Regions from separate parts of the Homo sapiens genome. Here region 1 is linked to region 2. A link is a loop called in an ENCODE intact Hi-C map of the cell type or tissue named here. Cell type or tissue: endothelial cell of umbilical vein. All regions are shown on one strand. Each heading gives the region's core, and the rest is flanking DNA. Links, peaks and the distances in the headings are about the cores only.

Region 1 (5,384 bases), core at 131-5,130, 97 kb before region 2:
GAAAATTTTGTAATGTCTTGGCATTCATCTGACTCCAACACACAGATTGCTTCAAGAAATAGCCCTGAAGTGAGGCGAATTTTTAAAATGTTTTCTTGCTTAACTTGTCATCATTATAATAGTTTACTGACCTGTTGTGTGTGTACATTAAAGCACATGATAAAAAGGAACTTATTTATTGATACCATCATTCAGTAATTAAAAATAATTGTTTTGCCTAGCTTTATTATAATAAAAGAAACAAAATTGATATATAGATTTTTGTAATCTTAAGTGTGCTTTGGTAAGTGTTGAGTAATTGTTAATTAAAAAGAATAATTCTGTACTGAAAATTTTTATTATCTATTTAACAATATGTATGTAATGGGATAATTTATAAAAATATTTTTTTCTTTCTGGTTCACAATTTTAAAAACCCTAGGTATTGTTTATGAGAAGTGAATGAATGAACATTTATTGATTATCTACTCTGAGCTCAATATTATGCTAAACTCTTTTACATCTCTTTTTAATTATTATTAATATAATCGCTTTTTGAAATAGATGGTTTAATTGAAACTCATAGAGGTTAAGTGTCTTAAGCTATTAAAGGACAATATTGTGAGTCATGTTTTTTATCTGTTTCTTTCAAGATCTATGATCTTTCATTGACATCATGATGTCTCTGTAATCTAAGCAGTAGTAACAAAACTGATGTCTCTGTGTCCACTTATTAGTTCATATTCAGCTTTACAACAATCCTGTGAGGTACATATTCTCACTAGTAGATTCACTTCTAAAAGTGAAGTGAAGTTCACAAATATCAAAGGAAGAAACATCCAAAATATCCCATTTGTAAATATCCTGGTTTTTCAGTCCCAAATTGTAAATAACTTGTGGTATGTCTATAAAATGGAATATTGTTAGCCCAAAAAATTATGGTCTTAAAGTATTCTGACAATGTGATAAAATGTTTATGCGTTAATAATAAATGAAAAAAGCAAAATGGAAAATGAATGTTCAATGTCTGTCTAAATTCATTTACCTAATTTTTTATTAGGTGCCTACTATATTCGAGGCACTGGGGAAAGAGCATTCTAGGCATGGGGAAAAACATTCTAGGCACAGGGAATGTCTAGGCAGGGAAGGTCAAGTGCAAAAACCCTGAGGTAGGTGTGTGCTCAGTGGGAGGAACTGTAGGGAGGATGGTATGTCTGGAGGGACATGCCCCAGGGAGAGAGTACTAGAGGAGGACAGAAAGGAGGTTCAGGGAGCCAGATAATGCGGGGACATCTGGGCCATTGTAAGGAATTTGGCCGTAAATCAGAATGAGATGAGAAGCCTTTGGAGCTTTAGGGGTAGAAGAATGACTCTGATTAATAAATCTTAAGAAACACTTTGGCTATTGTGTTGAGAATAGACTATGTAGGGGAAAGGGGGTAAACAGAAAGACCAGGTTGTTGCAAAATTTCAGATTAGAGACGATGGTGGCTTGGATTAGTGTGGTAGTGGTGGAGGCTGAGAAGTGCTCAGATTCTGGATATTTTTGAAGGTGTAGCTGAGAGGTATAGTTGATGAATTAGATGTAGGTTGTGAGATAAAGAATTGAAGATGACTCCAAGGTTTTTGGCCTGAGCAGTTAGAAGGTAGGAGTTGTCATTTACCAAGAAGGGGAAAGCTGCAGAAGGAGTAGGTTTGGGGAAGGAAGGAGAAGAGGAACTTGGTTTCAGAAATGGTATTGTGTCAAGAATTTAGAAGAAAGGTGGGGCAAGTAATACAAATTTGAAGCTGTTAGTATACAGATGGTATGTAAAACCATGAGATTGGAAGAGAGCAACAAAGGAGTTAGTGAAGATGATCTTTTCTTTTAAAGATGATCTTCTCAACACTGCATATTTAGAAGTCAGGGAAATGGGGAACCAGTTAAGGAGACTGAGAAGGAACAGTTGGAGGAGGAAAACCAGGAGGGTGTGATACCCTGATTACTTAATGAAAAAAGCATTTCCGTAAGAAGGTAACCAGTAGTGCCTAAATAAATGACTGGGAATTGGCCACTTGATTTAGCAATGTGGAGGTTATGGTGACCTTGACAGCAATTTCCTCAGAGGGTGAGTGGAGGCGAAAGCCTCATTGGAGTGGATGCAAGAGAGAATGGGAGAAGCTGAATTGAGACCACGAGTGTGGTAATCTTTTGGGGAATTTTGCTGTGAAGGGGAGCAGAAATATGGTGTGGTAGATGGAGGGGGAGAGGGTTCCCATTTTTAAGATGGGAGAAATAATCGAATGTATGCTAAGGGAAATGAGCCGAGAGAGTGAGAAAGTGACGGAACAAGAAAGAAATAGAATTGGTAGTGGGATATCTTAGGCAAGAGGAAATGGGATCTAATGAAAAAACAAGAGCATGAACAGTTTGACCATAGTCAAACTGGGTTAGGCACATCATATAGGCACAGATGAAGGTAAGAAGGTGGTATGGTAGTGAGAACTTGTGTGCTGTTTCTCAGAACGCTTCCCTTTTCCCAGCAAAATAAGATGGAAGGTCATCAGCTGAGAGTGAGAAAGGGAGAGAACAGAAATGCTCCTCTAGCAGAGAAGGAAAGTAAATGCACTAGGGGCATATGGTTTGATTGCAGGGCAGCTTTTCTAACTTTGTAAGGCCATTTGATGTAACTGTTATGTAAGTTAGTAAGGCCATTTGATGTGGCTGTATGTTTCTCTAGCTACATTCAGTTTCTTGGGTATGGCTGTGGAGTTGGTGAATTGCACTTTTGCCAAGTGAGAACAAAAAGGTGAGAGAGGCCTGGGTAGTGAGAATTGCATGCAAGGGAGTGATTACAGCCCCTTTTTGCAGCCCCTATTACCGCCTCCCCTGACTACTAGAAGAGTAAACCAGTTGGTCTTCCTAGCTTCCTGCAGTTTCCCCCTCCGGTACAGCTCCCATGGGTTGTCACATAAATCACCTCTCCTCCAGTTGAATCACTGTTCTTTTCAGAAACTGCGACTCTTTATTGTTTGCTTTATTAAGAACAAAATCCTGTAGCATTTAAGGCCTTTCAATCTATGGCCCTAACTGCCTTTCCATTTTGCTTATCTATTCACCACATATGCCCATTCCTTTCCTGTCTATGTGTTAATCCACATTGTTCCCTTTGCCTGGAATCTCTCTCTCCCATGGGCCTTACCTCTTTTATCAATCCCATTCCATTTTTTAACCCCTACCTCTAACACTGCCTCCTCCAGGAGCTGTTTTTTTTCTTCTGCTTCTGCTGCTCCTGCTGCTGCGTCTTCTGCTGCTGCTTCTGCAGCTTCCTCTGCTGCTTCTGCCTCTGCCTCCTCCAGGAGCTGTCATCCTTCTCCTTCTTCTCGCTTCCTCTTCCTCTTCTTTCTTTCTCTTCCTCCCCCTCCTTCCTCCATCCCTCCTCCTTCTCCTTCTTCTTCTTCCTCTTTTTTATTTTGTTGGTTTTTTTTTTGAGACAGAGTCTTGCTCTGTCACCCAGGCTGGAGTGCAGTGTTGTGATCATAGCCCACTGCAGACTTGGCCTCAAACTCCCGGGCTCAGGTGAACCTCCTGCCTCAGGCTCTTGAGTAGCTGAGACTAAAGGCTTGTGCCACCATGCCTGGATATTTTTTTTAAAAAAAAGAAATGGGGTCTTGCTATGTTGCCCAGGCTGGTCTTGAACTTCTGGCCTCAAGTGATCTTTCCTTCCACCTGTACCTCACAAAGTGTTGGGATTACAGGTGGGAGCCACTGCACCCAGCCCATTTTTAAATCTCCTGGACAGTGTGTGATTGGTCAAATCTTTTTTTGTACTTTTATGGCACATGTCTTATTCTAGCCTTGTGTTATATATAATCTTTTATACTCCTCTCTTATTCTACATTTAAAGCAGGAATCCTGTCTTGTAAACATCCATACTCCTCCATAGCACATGTGACATTGTTTTTCCTAGAGTATTATTTTCACAAATCTGATGAATCTCTATCTTTCCCCCTCCTTCTCTCCCATTTTTCTACACACTGAGGTAAGGAAGGTGTGTGTATATGGAGGAGGGGAAGGTTAAGGAAACTTGGATCCTAGCTGTCTCACATCCTTTGGAGAGCATGATAGAATGTCAGATAAAGACAGACCTACCTGTTTTAATTTTCTTATTTTGGGGTCTGGAAGCTGTGGCTAGAAGTTTGTGCTTTTCCTTCTCCCAACATATCTACAGAGAAAGGATTAAGGGAGGGAATGCTGCATTTCTTGTTTTTTCTTTGTTTTGTGTATGGGCGAGGGCTGGGATGGAGAATGAACACAAGAGGAATGTCTCCTTACAGGCTACTTCTGTGGTAATTGTGTACCACCTGTATTTATTATTGGAGTGTTAAAGTAAACTTTTTATGATTTCGGTTTTTCATTTGCAAGTGGAAGCCAGTTAACTGTGTATATTTGTAAATCCTTACTTTCTATGGCATACATGTTAGTTCAGGTTGCCCTGTGGTGCTGCGGCTGGAGAGAAGCAGCAGCTGTGTCTCTGTCAAGCCCATGATGCTGTCTTTCCTGCTGCTCATATGGTGCAGATTGACCACACAGGTTAGGAGAAACAGATTTGTTAAAGGCAGATTTTCTTAGAAGCTTTCTCTGAGCAGCCCTGCAATTTGGTTGTACGGTATGTATGGGCAGAAAGGTGCGATACTTTTTCTCACCCATCATAAGGGTCATGGTCAATGCCCCTATAATAAAATACAGTTTAACAAGAGAAAAGCATAACAAGTGTATTTAAGCACAGTTTTATGTGATATGGGAGTCTTCAGAAATGAAGACCCAAAAAACTCAGGGGAAACTCTTCATTTTTAGGCTTACGTTTGATGAAGAATGGACAGTCCTGTAGAAAAGTGATGGAACAAAAAGGGAAAGATCCTAGTGGTAATAGTCTGAATGGGGAAACTCAGCAAGGTCTATCTGTTCTGATTCTTCTTGGTCTCTGTGTGGCATTCTTTCCTCCTGGATGTAGTGTCAGACCCCTTTTGGAATGACGGTCTTAAGATCAACTATGGGACAAGGTAGGTCAGATAATTTCTTTGTAACCAGCTCCTATACAGAAAGGAAGGGGAAGGTTAGATTTAGTATTTTTAGGCTTCATGGCTGGCTTTCAGGAAGAAGGGTCCTAGTTTCTATGACCTGCCTTGGGGGAGAAAGAGGAGTAGGAGAGAGAAAGACAGAAGAGGGAAAGAGACTTTGCTTCTGAGACTCTTCCAGTGTTCTTCAGTTCAAAGTACTCCCAAGGAACAATACTTTGATAACAGTAAGTATCACTCTATGATAGTTGACATAGTATCAATACTTTGGGGTATTGTTTTCTGAGCTCCAACAGATAACAATGAAGTATCACTCTATGATAGTTGATATAATACCTAACAGTTAC
Region 2 (5,384 bases), core at 281-5,280:
GTGAGATATAATCTTCAAGAAATGAGGGAGCATGACTTAGAGGTCAGTAGATGACAGCAATGAAGTGGGAATAGGGGATTGTATAGCCTGGTGATGTGATTAAAAGCAGAGTGTTAAGGCAGAGGGGTGAAGTGGTCAACAAGCATCAAGATGGGCAAGGAAAACTTTTACCCCCACCAGGGATCTGTGTGGTACAAGGAGTTTGGAGATAAAACAGCAACCACTTGAGAGGGTTTCTGGAGAAGCAATGTCCTCCTGGGAGAGTCAGATGTCTGTTAGACCAAGAAGGCCAAGGGAGAGTACAAGATTGAAGATGTATGGGATTTGCTGATGACTGGCTCTGATTTCCAGGGGGATATAGCGGAAGCGTTTCCTCAGACATCTCCCCAGGTAGATGGCATCAGAAAAGTGAATATAGCAAGCCAAATGGGGATAAGAGCCCAGAGGACAAGGAAGCTCCACACTCTTTTTGGTGTCTGACTTAAGTAGATGTAAACGGCATATGAGGTAACCCTGATGGTCTCCAGGCAGGAGGGGTGTAGGCTGTGAGTGCTGGAGGGACAGGGAGGAGAGAGAGTGAGGGTCCTGTCAGGGGCACAGAACTCAAAAGAGGGGTGGTCTTTTCTGGATCAACCCAAACTCTGAGGCACTCTTCTTACTTATATGGCACAAGGTGCTCTGAGGCTTTCTCCTGACTCGATTGGTGGATGTTTCTGGTGAAACTGGGCTGCAGTTAGTTGTTTAAAACCATCTGTTGACATTTATTCCAGACCTGCTTTGGCTCCCCTTATGAACCAGGATGTTGGAAAGTAGCCTGGCAGGCTCACTCCTAAATTTGGCCTTTAAAATGGTGAATAACTCAGTTTGGTTGAAGATAATCACAGGATTACTAATAGATCATTCGTGGCAGGATGTAAGTCAGTCAGGATATCCTTGATTCTGGGATGTCTGGCAAAGCGCTGGGAGTAAGAGCTCATTGAATCCTAGTGTGCTCTTTGGGCCAGGTCTGCTAGTGGTGTATACTATACACCTTTCTAAAAGTGTATTGGGCATCATACTTTTTGGACTATTCAGATTATTTTTAATATATTATAAATCTTGCTGCTTTGTAGCTCTTCACTCAATGACTCAATGTCATCATCTGTCACTGCAAGAGTAGATACCACCATAGCAAAATGTCCATTACTCAGAATTCAGCTTCACCCCTGAATTCTTCCATGAATTTCTAGTAAAACAACGGTTTTGAGATCAGACATTTTTGACAGAAAAGATTGATTTTTTTCCTTTTTTATTTTTTTTTTGAGATGGTGTTATTGCTCTGTTGCCAATGCTGGTCTCAAAGTCCCATATTCAAGCAGTCTTCCTGCCTCAGCCTACCAAGTAGCGACAGGGATGCACCATTTTGCCCGGCCAGGATTGATTTTTTAAGTCTTAAGCTATCTTTACATACCAAAAGCATTGCTTGAATTTCTATTTATTTATTTTTGAATTTTTCAACAAGCTCATTTAAATGTAGCTAGTGATTTTTAGTTTTTGTTTTGTTCTGTTTTGTTTTGTTTTGTTTTTTTTTGTTTTGTTTTGAGACAGGATCTAGCTCTGTCACCCAGGCTGGAGTGCAGTGATGCAATCACAGCTCCCTGCAGGCTTGACCTCCTGGGCTCAAGAGATCCTCCTATCTCAGCCTCCCGAGTAGTTGGGACTACAGGCATGTGCTACCACGCACAGCTAATTTTTATTTTTTGTGGAGACAGGGTCTCACTATGTTGCCCTGGCTGGTCTGGAACTCCTGGGCTCAAGCAATCCTCCTGCCTTGGCTTCCCAAAGTGGTGGGATTACAGGCATGAGTCACTGCACTGGCCTGGACTTTTTGATTACAATCTATGGTAACAAATATATTTTTTGTTATCACTCAACACACACACACACACACACACACACACACACACACACACACACATACACACATTCATGTAAAATTGTAATAAAAATTTCAGATGCCCTCTGATTGACACTTTTTATTGTGTTTTAGATTTTATTTCTAAAAATCTGGTCTTGGCCTGCTAAATTGATTTTATGACACATTAGTAAAGTATAATTTTAAAAATTACTATAAACCATAATACAAGGAATGCTCAGGGTACATAGGAAAAGGCTCTGACTCATGAGAAATAACTAGAGAAATCCCACCTCTTCTGGCATTGTTAATCTTAGAAGGAGGAGAGAGAGCATGGTAGGGTAAGACAGACGAACACCAGCGTCCTCATTTTCCCCTCTTTTTAGGGTATAACTTTGAGGTGTGTGTGTATATGTGTTTGTGTGAGGGATGTGTGTGTGTGTGTGTTTATGTGTGTGCACCATGGAAGTCTTCAGAGAGGCATAAGACAACTGAAGGCATTAGAAATACTGGCCTGGGTCCAGGGCTTAGGGACGCAGCAAGCCTCTAGAAGAAGTTGTGCATTCTGGTTAGCACTGAGCCTAAGCTGAGGCAGAAGCTGTACAGTGCAGCAGTGGCTGACAAGTGGTCTAGATAGATAGTGTAAGATAGTACTGCTGATTGCCCTGGTCTGTGCAGGACGCACAGGGAATTCGAAAGTTTCTGCTTGGTTTGGTGATGGGGCTCAGATGTGCCAAGGAGATTAGTGGACTAGCCGAGCTGGGCTTGAGATAAAGAAAAGATCACATAGAGGCCAGGTGCAGTGGCACACACCTGTAACCCCAGCACTTTGGGAGGCAGAGGCAAGTGGATCACTTGAGGCTAGGAGTTCAAGACTAGCCTGGCCAACATGGCAAAACCCTGTCTCTACTAAAAATACAAACATTAGCCAGGCATGGTGGCACATGCCTATAATCCCAGCTACTCGGGTGGCTGAGGCAGGAGTACCACTTGAACCCGGGAGGCAGAGGCTGCAGTGAGCTGAGACTGCGCCACTGCACTCCAGTCTGGGAGACAGAGCAAGATGCTGTCTCAAAAAAAAAAAAAAAAAAGAAGGAAATAAAGATCACATAGGAGTTTTGCAACCCAGCCAAATGACTAGTACTAAGAATTTCAAAAGCAGTAGATACAGTATGATAACCGTAAAAGATATGATGGAATCAGCAACACCTCATCGTGTCCCAGTCTAGAGGCCAAATGAGAGTACAATATAAGGAACTTTCTGGAGAAATGTGAGGACCCTGCTCTTCAACTGCGGCAAGTCCAGGTAAGCTCCTCCTCACTGACCCAAATGCCATTTCTAGGTGGATCAGAGGAAGGGAGAGAAAGTCAAAAGAGCATTGACCCCAAAGACACCAACATACACAAAAGAGACTGTTAAACATGAAGAGAAAGAGATACCATGAATTGAAAAATTTGTCTTCTCTCTCCTGTAAGTTTTGAGGATAATTGGAGCAATTAAAGAAAATATGAAATAGTAGTTTGTTAAATTGCACCCTCGTTACAGGAGTACTAATTTCAAGATATTTTGTCTTAGTGACCTGGACAAGCATAATCATGCTTATCTCCACCTACCAACTGGGAAGTTTAGACAGCTTACCAATCACCCCAACTCAGAAGGTATGTGCCGTTGGCCTGATATCACCGATAAGAGTGCACAAACAAAAACATAAGGTAATGTGCCCAAGGCCCTGTAGCTGGTAATTGCTTATCTGCCTTCAGGCCTATGTGATTTCCTCTCCACCTTGCAGTCTTCTTCGGTGATCTAATTAGGCTATTGTCCCAGGCAACATGACAATTGGCAGTCACTGATTCCTTTGCTTTGTCCTAGGTCATACATAGGACAAAACAGAAAACAGGCAGATGATAATTTGATGAATACACTCAAAACCAGACTCTAGAGAGCCTTTAGATGCTCTTAATACTCACTTATGTTTAGTGCTTTATAGTTCACAAACCTTGTCACATTTCTTAGTTGACCTTTATGAAAATCTTGAAGCAGATGTTCCTATTATTCTCTCTCCACAGAAGAAGCAGCCAGGTCTTAGGAGGCCCAGGTAAGTTTCTGAAAGGCACAGTGAAGGAGTGGAACAGAAACCCTCAGCCAGATCATTTTACTCCTAGAGAAACGCACATCCACAGACTCTGCTGCCCTATTTAGGTCAAGGACAGGAAGATACTGGCAAAATGTTCTGTTATGTTACTATCTTCTTCTCTGCAAGTGGGCTACAGGCCCCTTGGCTCTCCCTCACATTCCCCTTCTTGTCCTCTGACTGGTGCTTATCTTAGTGTGTCTGGCTGTGATGTTCAGGACAAGTGGAGTCTGAATTTTTGACAGGTGATAAATGGCTATGGTTTCATTTCCCTCCCTCCAGTCTGAGGGTTGGCAAGCACTGCAGCTGGGAAGCAGCTGCCCAGAGCTGGGGTGTGGTGGGAGAGGGGCCTCCGGAGGATGCCTGGCTACAGGCTGATGCGGTTACACAGGCTCCTGCCTCCACAGCCTTTGAAAGAAGGTCTTGCGTGAACTCAGACCTGTCTTACCATCTGGTTAGGTATATTTTCCTCTCTGGTTTTGAGGAGTCAAGAGGTAGTTAAGGGATAAAGGACAAATGTTTCCCTGGTGACTAGAGACCTATCTTGGAGGCCTGAATAAACTGGCTTCCACATAAATGAAAAAACAAAAAGCTCTAAATGAATTGTAAACAGAAGAACTGATGTGTCTCTTATCAGTCTGCTGCCTGTAGACTTTGGCTGAGAGATAATCACCATGGTTAGTGAGGATCCTGGAAGCCAGTTATCATTCATTCCTAACTGTGTTCTCCCGCCATTGTTTTGGCATAATAAAACCCTAAAGAATATAAAATCCCCAGTGCTCTGCAGCATCGTGGCTTCTCTTTATGAACCATAACCTCCTCATCCTTTTCCCAGTTCTCCCCATCTGCTTGCAACCCCACGCCTACCAAGTGCAAGGGACAAGGAGGGGGCTGAGCAGGTGGCATTCTGGACCTCACACCTTCACTTCCATCAGAAGAGCTCTGCTCTCATCTGCTTTATGAAATGACCTACTGGGCACCATTTACTCCTAAGGTTTCCTCTGTGGCAAGGTGAAAACTGCCTGCTGTCAGATGTTCACCATCTTTAGCTACAACAGAAAGGGTTGGGGAAGAGAGTGAGGTGGGTGGATTCAGGCTTCCTGCTCTCCACTTACTGTATAAGTAGGCACAAATAATTGTTGGTGCTTACCATATGTTTTTCCCTCCAACTGTGACACAAGAAGGAAGGTGAGGAAGCCCTGGCACATCCTGTGTGTTCCAGTGTCTGAAACGTAACTAGCTGCCTTTTCTTGATCAGCCTAGTGTCTCATGTCCTCTTGCCTCAGCCTCCTGAGTAGATGGGACTACAGGCTTGCACCACTACACCTGGCTAGCATTTTATTATTTGCAGACACAGA

The links. Hi-C counts contacts between places; a loop is a spot of excess contacts. Peaks named below come from ENCODE experiments on the same cell type or tissue, not always from the same donor. Only the 100,000 strongest peaks of a DNase experiment are listed, where the experiment ranks them.
Region 1: a loop joins it to region 2, with 8 times the contacts of the local background. A loop is called at or near these places in 1 of 110 quality-filtered maps.

Annotation. Positions count from the first base shown.
Region 1 is chr11:82,887,429-82,892,812 of GRCh38, reverse strand. All of the region lies in intron 1 of PRCP (prolylcarboxypeptidase), which reads left to right. Among named protein-coding and RNA genes, the nearest start is that of PRCP, 10 kb to the left of the region's middle. In endothelial cell of umbilical vein, for the core only: no CTCF peak of the experiment used is centred there; a DNase peak (open chromatin) is centred at 3,032; H3K27ac peaks cover 1,830 bases.
Region 2 is chr11:82,790,203-82,795,586 of GRCh38, reverse strand. LINC02734 (long intergenic non-protein coding RNA 2734) reads right to left here. Exons shown (of 3, transcript NR_183631.1): 2 at 3,892-3,998. Among named protein-coding and RNA genes, the nearest start is that of LINC02734, 11 kb to the right of the region's middle. In endothelial cell of umbilical vein, for the core only: no CTCF peak of the experiment used is centred there; DNase peaks (open chromatin) are centred at 856, 2,176 and 4,316; H3K27ac peaks cover 2,276 bases.